Linked DNA regions of Homo sapiens: all the other regions are linked to region 1. Evidence: chromatin contacts called from ENCODE Hi-C or POLR2A ChIA-PET data. All regions are on one chromosome and are shown on one strand. Each heading gives the region's core, a stretch centred on a gene start or an enhancer-like site at or near the end of the contact. The rest is flanking DNA. Distances are from core to core; before and after follow the strand shown.

What was found. Hi-C counts contacts between places; a loop is a spot of excess contacts on that map. ChIA-PET counts read pairs that join two places held with the same protein, here RNA polymerase II (POLR2A). Pooled maps may share reads with other maps.
Region 2: a pooled map shows a loop between it and region 1 (16-fold over the local background). The contact joins the promoter of NDUFAB1 here to the promoter of METTL9 in region 1. A Hi-C loop is called at or near these places in 8 of 50 pooled maps.
Region 3: a pooled map shows a loop between it and region 1 (9-fold over the local background). The contact joins the promoter of GGA2 here to the promoter of METTL9 in region 1. A Hi-C loop is called at or near these places in 6 of 50 pooled maps. POLR2A ChIA-PET finds 5 or more read pairs at or near these places in 2 of 52 experiments (HEK293 and activated naive CD8-positive, alpha-beta T cell).

Annotation. Positions count from the first base shown.
Region 1 is chr16:21,598,119-21,600,991 of GRCh38, reverse strand. METTL9 (methyltransferase 9, His-X-His N1(pi)-histidine) reads right to left here and starts at 1,415. Exons shown (of 5, transcript NM_016025.5): 1 at 1,094-1,415. The coding sequence starts at 1,258. It overlaps LOC101927814 (a long non-coding RNA gene), which reads left to right and starts at 1,607. Exons shown (of 3, transcript NR_110930.1): 1 at 1,607-2,336. RefSeq lists an enhancer at 136-700 and a silencer at 809-1,428.
Region 2 is chr16:23,594,847-23,597,719 of GRCh38, reverse strand. NDUFAB1 (NADH:ubiquinone oxidoreductase subunit AB1) reads left to right here and starts at 1,404. Exons shown (of 5, transcript NM_005003.3): 1 at 1,404-1,597. The coding sequence starts at 1,430. RefSeq lists a silencer at 1,657-1,746.
Region 3 is chr16:23,509,044-23,511,916 of GRCh38, reverse strand. GGA2 (golgi associated, gamma adaptin ear containing, ARF binding protein 2) reads left to right here and starts at 1,423. Exons shown (of 17, transcript NM_015044.4): 1 at 1,423-1,596. The coding sequence starts at 1,506. RefSeq lists silencers at 1,147-1,196, 1,267-1,496, 1,567-1,736.

The DNA.
Region 1 (2,873 bases), core at 166-2,665:
TTAAAACACATGAAATCAACCTGGGTGTAAATTCTCTGAACACCTGGCATAATAAAAAAGTAATGTAGGAAAATGAGAAATATATGAAAATGATGAGACACAAGATGATATAGGGAATAATTAATACTCTATGGAAAAGCAAAATGTATTATAAATGCTAGCTATGACAAGCCAACACTCTGGCAGAGTTCAAAAGCCTCTTTTCAATGAATTTAACATTAACTGCAAACTATGTTAAGGTCATATACGAAATATCTCACTTAATTCTACAGTTAACCTGTACACGTTTAAGTGGCGCAAGACTGAGCTAATGAAAAGCCTACCTACCCGGTCACAGCGTAACGCTCACGATGCATAACTAAAACTCCCTCCCGTCCCGTTCTGTTTTAAAAACCCTTCCTGTAAAACTTGCATAATCTTCCTCCTCATCACACACAATCTTTCTAGCAGGCTGACTAAATCCAAGTTTAAAGGAGATCTCTGCTAGGTAGGAGGGGAAGGTTCCGTAGGATGGGAGCGACAACCTGTCAAACCCATTTTTTAAGTGCTTAGGGAGAAATGTCACCCCAATCAGCCTGGAGAGTTCAATGGCTTGCGATGTACAGTTACATTTCTTCACGACCCTTTGTACGTTCTGGGATTCAACGAGACAACAAGAGGGGCTGGCTTTTCGTTTTGTTTCTCGGGGTAATGGATCTGGCCGGGTCTCTTCAGTCTCAGGCCTCGGTGCCAGGCGGGCGCCCCCAGCCACGCTCTGGCCCCAAAGTTCCCCAGTCCCGCTGCCGGGCGTCCGCAGTCACCGCCCGGGACCCAGGAACAATGCGGGGCTCCGGGCCGCTCACGATCGGGCCCGGGAGGCCATGCCCCGCCTGCGCTGCGGAACAAAAGGCGCTCGCGGGGCCGCGGCCGGGTGCCCGGGGCTCGCGGAGTCGACGCCCGGCGGGGAAGGCGCGGGGAAAACTTTCCAAGGGGCCGAGGCGGAGGGGCGAGGGCCGGGCCGCCCCCTCGCGGAGCCGTCCCGCACAATAGCCGGGCCCAGCGCGGGAAGGCCGGGCCGCCACGCCCCCGCCCCGGCCCCGGCCCCAGCCCGTACCTGGTGGTTCTCCTTCCTGCCGCCCGCGGCCGCCGCCGGCCCACCCGGGCCGCTAGTCATGTTCACGTACAGGGAGCGGGTGAGCGGGCTCCGCAGCGTCCACATCCTCCGCGCCAGCCACACGGACGCCAGGCTCAGGCACAGCCAGCCCGCCAGCAGTCTCATCGGGGGCCGCGGCCGCTCGCTCGGATCACCGCCGGCGCCGGGGCGAGGAGGAGGAGGCACCGCCGCCTCCGGCCACCGCCGCCACCGCCCGAGCTCGAGCCATCGCGGCCGCCTTGCCCATCCAGCCCCCTTCAGGGCAAAGGCTGGGGGTGGGGAGGAGCAGCCGGCGCGCAGCCTCGGCACCTCCCCCTTCCCTTCCGGCCGCGGAACGCCGCTGCCCCCTGCACCAGTTTCCATCCGGAGCACTTACGAGCGGCCGCGTCGCTTTCTCCCCCGGCGCCCTCCCTCCGTCCAATGAGCGGGCCGCTGGGAGGCGGGACAAAGGGAGCGCGCATCCGCCCGGAGCGCGTTCTCGTGTCCCGGCCCTGCCTTGGCCTCTAGTAAATGGCGGAGGTGGTTTTAATTTTTTTGAGGGCTGAGGAGATCACTTCCGAAGGCGGTAACTGCAGCCTCCCTGCCCCTCCAAGGTGGTGCTGGAAGGACCTCCAGTCTTTCCTCGCCTCATCCCACTCCACGGCGGGACTTTGACAGGGTTACCTCTCGACCCTCATCCCACTCCACGGCGGGACTTTGACAGGGTCGTGCAGTTAACCCCGGGGGCGCAAAGAGGGGAGTCATTCCTTTCGTGCATCCTGACACACACAGGTTCTTCCCGGAGACGAATGGTGCCAGTGATGGTTGCCCGCTCGGATGCGTAGTTTCCAGTTTACATTTAGAACCGACCTGCCAGACTCCCTCCTCTACTCTCCCCACCACCACGACCCGCCTGCCCCGTTCCCCAAGCCTGAGAAGTTGCTGGCTACGTGTTTCTATAAAGAATGAGTGAAAATTCTGCCTTTTGGGGAAGCTACCGCAGCTGGGGTACCCACAAGTAATGTTTTAGATGTATTGATGGCCCTGCCCAAGAATGAAGACCTCAAGTTAGACTCCTTGGCTGCCTTGTTTCCTTGAATTAGCACAGGGAAGTTGGACCCAACACTCTTAAGAGTGAACTCAGCTCTGGGAGCAGTGTTTAACCCGGATATTTATTTGATCATTTATAACACGAGGAGACCTAGCAACATTTCAGAACTGAAGGGTTAGTTACACTGTGTTCCTGTCTGCAGTTCTTCCTGCTATTATCCAAGCCACAATTAAGGAGTAACATTTCGTGGGAGTCCCTAACTTTAATACTTTCCTAGGTTTGTTTGGAAAGTGCTTTTAATTTAACTGCACCAGAAATAATGTAAATGTGTCTAAGTTCAAAACAAAAGAAGTAAGCCTTTTGGTTAATTCAGCGTTGCACATCAGAGATTTTCATTTATGAAACAGTGGGGTGGTGAGCCACAGATGGGGAACAAAATCATTCCTTACCCAACAGCTTTTTTTTTTTTTTTTTTTTGAAACGGAGTGGAGTCTCGCTCTGTCTCCAGGCTGGAGTGCAGTGGCTCGATCTCGGCTCACTTCAAACTCCGCCTCCCGGGTTCAAGCAATTCTTCTGCCTCAGCCTCCCGAGCAGCTGGGACTACGGGTGCGCGCCACCATGCCCAGCTAATTTTTGTGTTTTTCGTAGAGACGGGATTTCACCATGTTGGCCAGGATGGTCTCCATCTCTTGACCTCGTGATCCGCCTGCC
Region 2 (2,873 bases), core at 155-2,654, 2.0 Mb before region 1:
AGTGCTGGGATTACAGGTATGAGCCACCGCGCCTGGCAGCATACCATTACATTTTATTTTACTTGGATTTAACAAAAATAAAAAGAAATTGAGGTAAAACTGGTGACATTATTGGATCATTCATTCAGGCAGATTTCAGAATTTGGAGTCATTATCCCGTGTGTTTCCATTTCAGTCAATATCCTTTAGCTCCCTGCTTAGAAATAGGAATTAGCCTTCTTAAACTCCTCCCTCGCTTACCTATTTTTGTTAGCTATTGTAAGGAACATGGCTGTGCTTTGGTCAAGGATAGGCCAAGGTAAGATGTTTACATCCTGCGTGACTCAGCAAGTTTAGACAGAGGCGTATAACTCCACTTGTTATCACAGCCATGTAGGCATAACATGGGAAGGTCATCACTTGGCTCTAAGCCACTATTTTCTGTAAAAGGTATAATTGCCCTGCTGATACTGTACAGGCGTTCGTGCCCAGAGAAAGAGAGAGCCAGAGCTGTCAGTCTTTGCAGACAGACAGGGGGAGCCAGATCACAGCTGAGAGAGAGTTAAGCTGCTGACCCTGAAGGCAAGGGAGAGCCAGCCTCGCAGTTGTGTGGGGGAGCCATGGGACTAAGCAGCTGAGACAAGGCAGACAGTGTGAGAGAACTAGTGTAAGTAAGCTGCTGATGAGAGCTGCTGCTGAATAAAATCATCTTTCACCTGCCTACCGTCCCCTGAGTGTTCTTTCAGCTATCTGTTCATCCACCCACTCCCCTCAGACCTCGATATGGGCTGGAACCTGGCTGTGGGCATGACAGTTGGCATAGTCGTGGACCTGACAGCTATATTATACACTGTCAAGTTTTAAAACATGTATATTGTTTTAATCGTAATTCTCACATTTATTAGTCTTAGGTATTGAAATTGATTATTTTTTCACATTATTATATATATTTTTTTACCTATTCAATAAATGTTAATACTTGTGGAAGAATTGTGGAATCAAAACTTTGTCCTTTTTTTCTTTTAATCTTTTTTGTAATAGAGACGGAGTCTTGCCGTGTTGGCCAGGTTGGTCTTGAACTCCTGAGCTCAAACAGTCCTGCCACCTTGGCCTCCCAAAGTGCTAGGATTAAAGGCGTCAGCCACCGCACCCGGCCCCAAACGTTTAAACAGATGTATTTCAGAACTTTCAGATAAAAAATGAAAGTAGGTTTCTCGTGCCGTGTCGTTTAGGGAAAGACGGCGACGTCTGCACAGTTTAGTTGTGACACCAAGCAGTTGTTCGTCCCCGAACCTGGATGGGCTCCGAGGGCGCAGTGCCTCCAGGAGCCGCCAGGGGCCGCCACCGCCGGCGGTGCCCGACAGCGCTGCCGTGTGCGTCGCCTGCGCGCCGCCGGAAAGGAACCCTGGTCCGGAGGCGGCGGCGCAGTGCATCCTGGGTTGGCGTAGCCATGGCGTCTCGTGTCCTTTCAGCCTATGTCAGCCGCCTGCCCGCGGCCTTTGCGCCGCTGCCCCGGGTCCGGATGCTGGCCGTGGCCCGGCCTCTCAGCACCGCTCTCTGCTCCGCGGGGACCCAGACGAGGCTCGGGACTTTGCAGCCGGCCTTAGTGCTCGCGCAGGTGACTCGTGGTGACTTTGCTGCCGCTTGGCAAGGGTCAGGGATTGGGCCCGGTGGGGGTGGGGGCCGGGCATCCGGGGCGCGCCAGCTGCAGGCAGGGGTGACCCGGGGGGCAGCCGGCTCGCTCCGCAGCCCCGCTGCCTAAAGGTGTTTAGTTGACCCCTGACGGGAGGCCGGGTGACCTCGTAATAACGAGCAAGAGCACTGACTCGAGTCCAGCACTGCTGGGCTGCCGCTTACCGAAACTTTGGACAAGTCTCCTAGCCTGGCTCACACTCACCTGCAAAATTGGGATCCTGGTCTCTACCTTGCGGAGTAGCAATGAGGATTAGATGAGTTAATGCGGCTAGAGCACCTCGTACGGTCTCAAAATAGCGGTCACCGTATTGTAGTGAAAGCAGCATGCAAAGAGGCAGCCACACTGGCCTACAGCCTTCTCCAGAGCGGTTTTCTCTCTGCAGTTCTGTCCTTACTCTTCCCTGCAGCACCTTCTGCCTGTGTCCAGGACTCCTGGAAGTAATTCTAGGAAACAAGCCAAGTGACCTTTGACCAATAAGGATTTGAATTGCGCGGGTCCACTTATATGCGGATTTTTTTTCAACCAAACGCGACCAGTATTTACGGGATGTGCCGCCCCGCGTATAAGGAGGGCAGGCTCTTCCTATAAGCGGATTCTGCAAGGCTGACTGCGGGACGTGAGTGTGCGGGGATTTGGGTATAGTCGGGGGTCCTGGAACCAATCTGCGCAAATACCAAGGAACGACTGTACCTGTAGTATATAGCTTGAGCTGATGAAATCTGCGTGAGGCTGAAACGCCGGGAGGCAGTGATTTCGGTGTTGTTGTTGTTGTTTTTGAGACAGAGTCTCGCTCTGTCACCCAGGCTGTAATGCAGTGGCGTGATCTCAGCTCACTGCAACCTCCGGCTAACGGCAACCTCCGCCTCTCAGGTTCAAGCAATTCTCCTCCCTCAGCCCCCCCGAGTATTTGGGACTACAGGCGCCCGCCACCATGCCCGGCTAAGTTTTGTATTTTTAGTGGAGACGGGGTTTCATCATATTGGCCAGGTTGGTCTTGAACTCCCGACCTCGCAATCCACCCGCCTCGGCCTCCCAAAGTGCTGGGATTACAGGCGTGAACCACCGCGCCCTGCCTTTTTTTTGTTGTTTTCTAAGTTCTCCAGATGACTCTGAAGTGCAGTTGGGAATAAAAATAACCGTCTTAAGGTAGGATAGACTCCCAAGGTCAAGTTATGAAACCCCTTTTCAAAGTCATAGA
Region 3 (2,873 bases), core at 174-2,673, 1.9 Mb before region 1:
GCTCTCACCCCGGTCGAAAAGCCAGTTTTGCCTCCATTTGCACATTCGTCTTATCTTCCTTTTTTTCCAGATAAATTTGCCCTTCTTTGACTTCACTTTTGGATTGATTATAACATCTGCTTGGTTCCCTCATGTAATTAAATAAAATATTTAACACGTATTCATTTCATAATTATGATAATCATGACATACTTTTTTGGGAAAATTATCTTTTAACAGAATAAGCAAGTAAATAATACATCGATGGTGTACTGTGTGATGCAGAAAATAAAGCAGAGTATTGAGGAATGCAGGACATGTTAGTTTAGAAGTGTTCCAGGAAACCAGGGAGGTGGAGGTTGCAATGAGCCGAGATAGCACCACTGCACTCCAGCCTGGGCGACAGAGCGAGACTCCATCTGAAAAAAAAAAAAAGTGTTCCAGGAAAACCCTTCTGTGAATAAAAATGCAAGCACATAGGCCGGGCGTGGTGGCTCACCCCTGTAATCCCAGCACTTTGGGAGGGCGAAGCGGGCAGATCACGAGGTCAGGAGTTCGAGACCAGCCTGGCCAACATAGTGAACCCTCGTTTCTACTAAAAATACAAAAAAAAAAAAAATAGCTGGGTGTGGTGGCATGCACCTGTAGTCCCAGCTACTCGGGACGCTGAGGCAGGAGAATCGCTTGAACCCAGGAAGTGGAGGTTGCAGTGAGCCGAGATGGCACCCCTGCACTCCAGCCTAGGCGACAGAGTGAGACTCCGTCTCAAAAAAAGAAAAAAAGAAAAATAAAAAATAAATGCAAGCACTTTGGGAAGTCGAGGTAAGAGGATCTTGTAGCCCAGGAGTTCGAGACCACCCGGGCAACATGGTGAAACCCAGTCTCTAACACACACACACACACACACACACACACACACACGGTGAAACCCAGTCTCTAACACCAGGAGTTCGAGACCACCCGGGCAACATGGTGAAACCCAGTCTCTAACACACACACACACACACACACACACACACACACACACACACGGTGAAACCCAGTCTCTAACACACACACACACACACGCCAGGCGTGGTGGTGCCCTCCCCTAGTCCCAGCTCCTCCGGAGACTGAAGCGGGAGGATCGCTTGAGCCTAGGAGGTGGAGGCTGCAGTGAGCCGTGATCGCGCCATTGGACTCCAGCCTGAGTGACAGAGCAAGACCCCGTCTCTTAAAAAATAAAAATGCTAAAAGAATTATTCGTGTTCTTCTGAAAATCAAATTTAACTGGGCGTCTTGTATTTTATCTGGCAACCGTACGGTGAGTGGTCTTAGAAGACCAGCGCTGGGTGGAGGGATCTGGACTAAGAAATGTTCCGGCCGGTCCCGCGTGGAGGGGGGGCCTGGGGTGGGCGTGGCGCCAGCGGCCCCGCCCCGTCACGTGTCCACCGCTCCTGCCGCGCAGTCAGCAGAGGAGAGCGCCAGGACGCTACAGCGGCTGAAGAGGCAGTGGCGCCCGCGGCCGCAGCGTCGGGGCTGGAGCGATGGCGGCGACCGCGGTGGCGGCGGCTGTGGCGGGAACCGAGTCGGCCCAGGGTCCCCCGGGCCCGGCAGCGTCGCTGGAGCTGTGGCTCAGTGAGTAGCCTGGCAGGCCTTCGGCGCAGCCGCTGCGCCGCACGTGAGGCCTCGCTTCCCGCCTCCCGGGGCCTTGCTTCGGGGCGGGCGGCCGCAGGGGAGGCCGGCGGCCGGGTAGGGGGCCTGGGCCCGGCGCGGTGGGGAAGATCGCCCAGGGGTCCCCCGAGAGGAGCCCCAAGCATCCGCCGGGGCAGCGGCCCCCTTCTGAGCTCTGCCCCTCCCCCTCCGCCCACCCCCCAACTTAGCAGCAGCACAGGACCCCGACCCCCACCCCAATGGCTACGTGACCTGCGCTTTCCCCTGCGCCAGGCACTGTGCTCACAGCGGCTTAGTCCTGCTTAATCCTCATTCCCACCCCGAGCTGGCTTCTATTATTAACCCCACTACGGAAGCGGGGACCTTGAGGCTTAAGGAGACGCAGTCGTGCAAGACATGCAGTCTGTTTGGGGCTGAGAAAGATCTCTATCTGGCTACCGCGTCAAAAAGAAATTTTTTACCTTTTGTGTTTACTTTGGCCAGACTTTTTTTTTTAAACACACACACACGTGTGTGTGTGTGTGCGTATATATATATATGTGTGTTTTTTTTTTCCTTTAAGAGACGGGGTCTCATTATGTTACCCTGGTTGGGCTCAAACCCTTTGGCCAGAATTCTTCTGCATGTCTCCTGTAAGCTTCACAGTCATCTTAGGGGTTATTATTATCTCCGTTTTACCAATGAGGGATTGAGGTTCAAAGGGGATAAAGAATATTCCCCTTGTACCCAGCTCTGCTAGGTGCCAGGAACACTGAGATGCATAACACAGGGTCCTTGCTCACCAAAACATTTTTTAGTGGGTACAAGCCGGCAGTCACATCACCTTACTAACGGGATTGGCGAGGAGGAGGAGGGCGTTCGTTTCACCTGTGGTGGTAGGAGTTGGTTTACCTGGGGGTCGTCACAGCCGACCGCATTCCAGGCAGAAGAAACTGCGTGTGCAAAAGCTGGGGACAAGAGAATGTGGAGCACTCCGGGAACAAGTAGGTCAGTCCGCTGGAGTGCAAGCCTAAAGCTCAGGAATCCGGGAAAGGGGCTGCACGGCTAATTGGGGCGAGATCTTCAAGAGCCTTGTGTGCTGCAGAAAGGAGTTTATGTTTTATCCGAGGGCGGGGTTGCTGTTTGGGAGTTTTCAGCCGGAGAATCTGATCAAGGAAGCCTGTTAAAGGCGTCACTTGCAGCCATATGGTGCTAAATTGGGCGGAGAGGGTGAGACTTCAGGCAGGGAGAGCGGCTAAAAA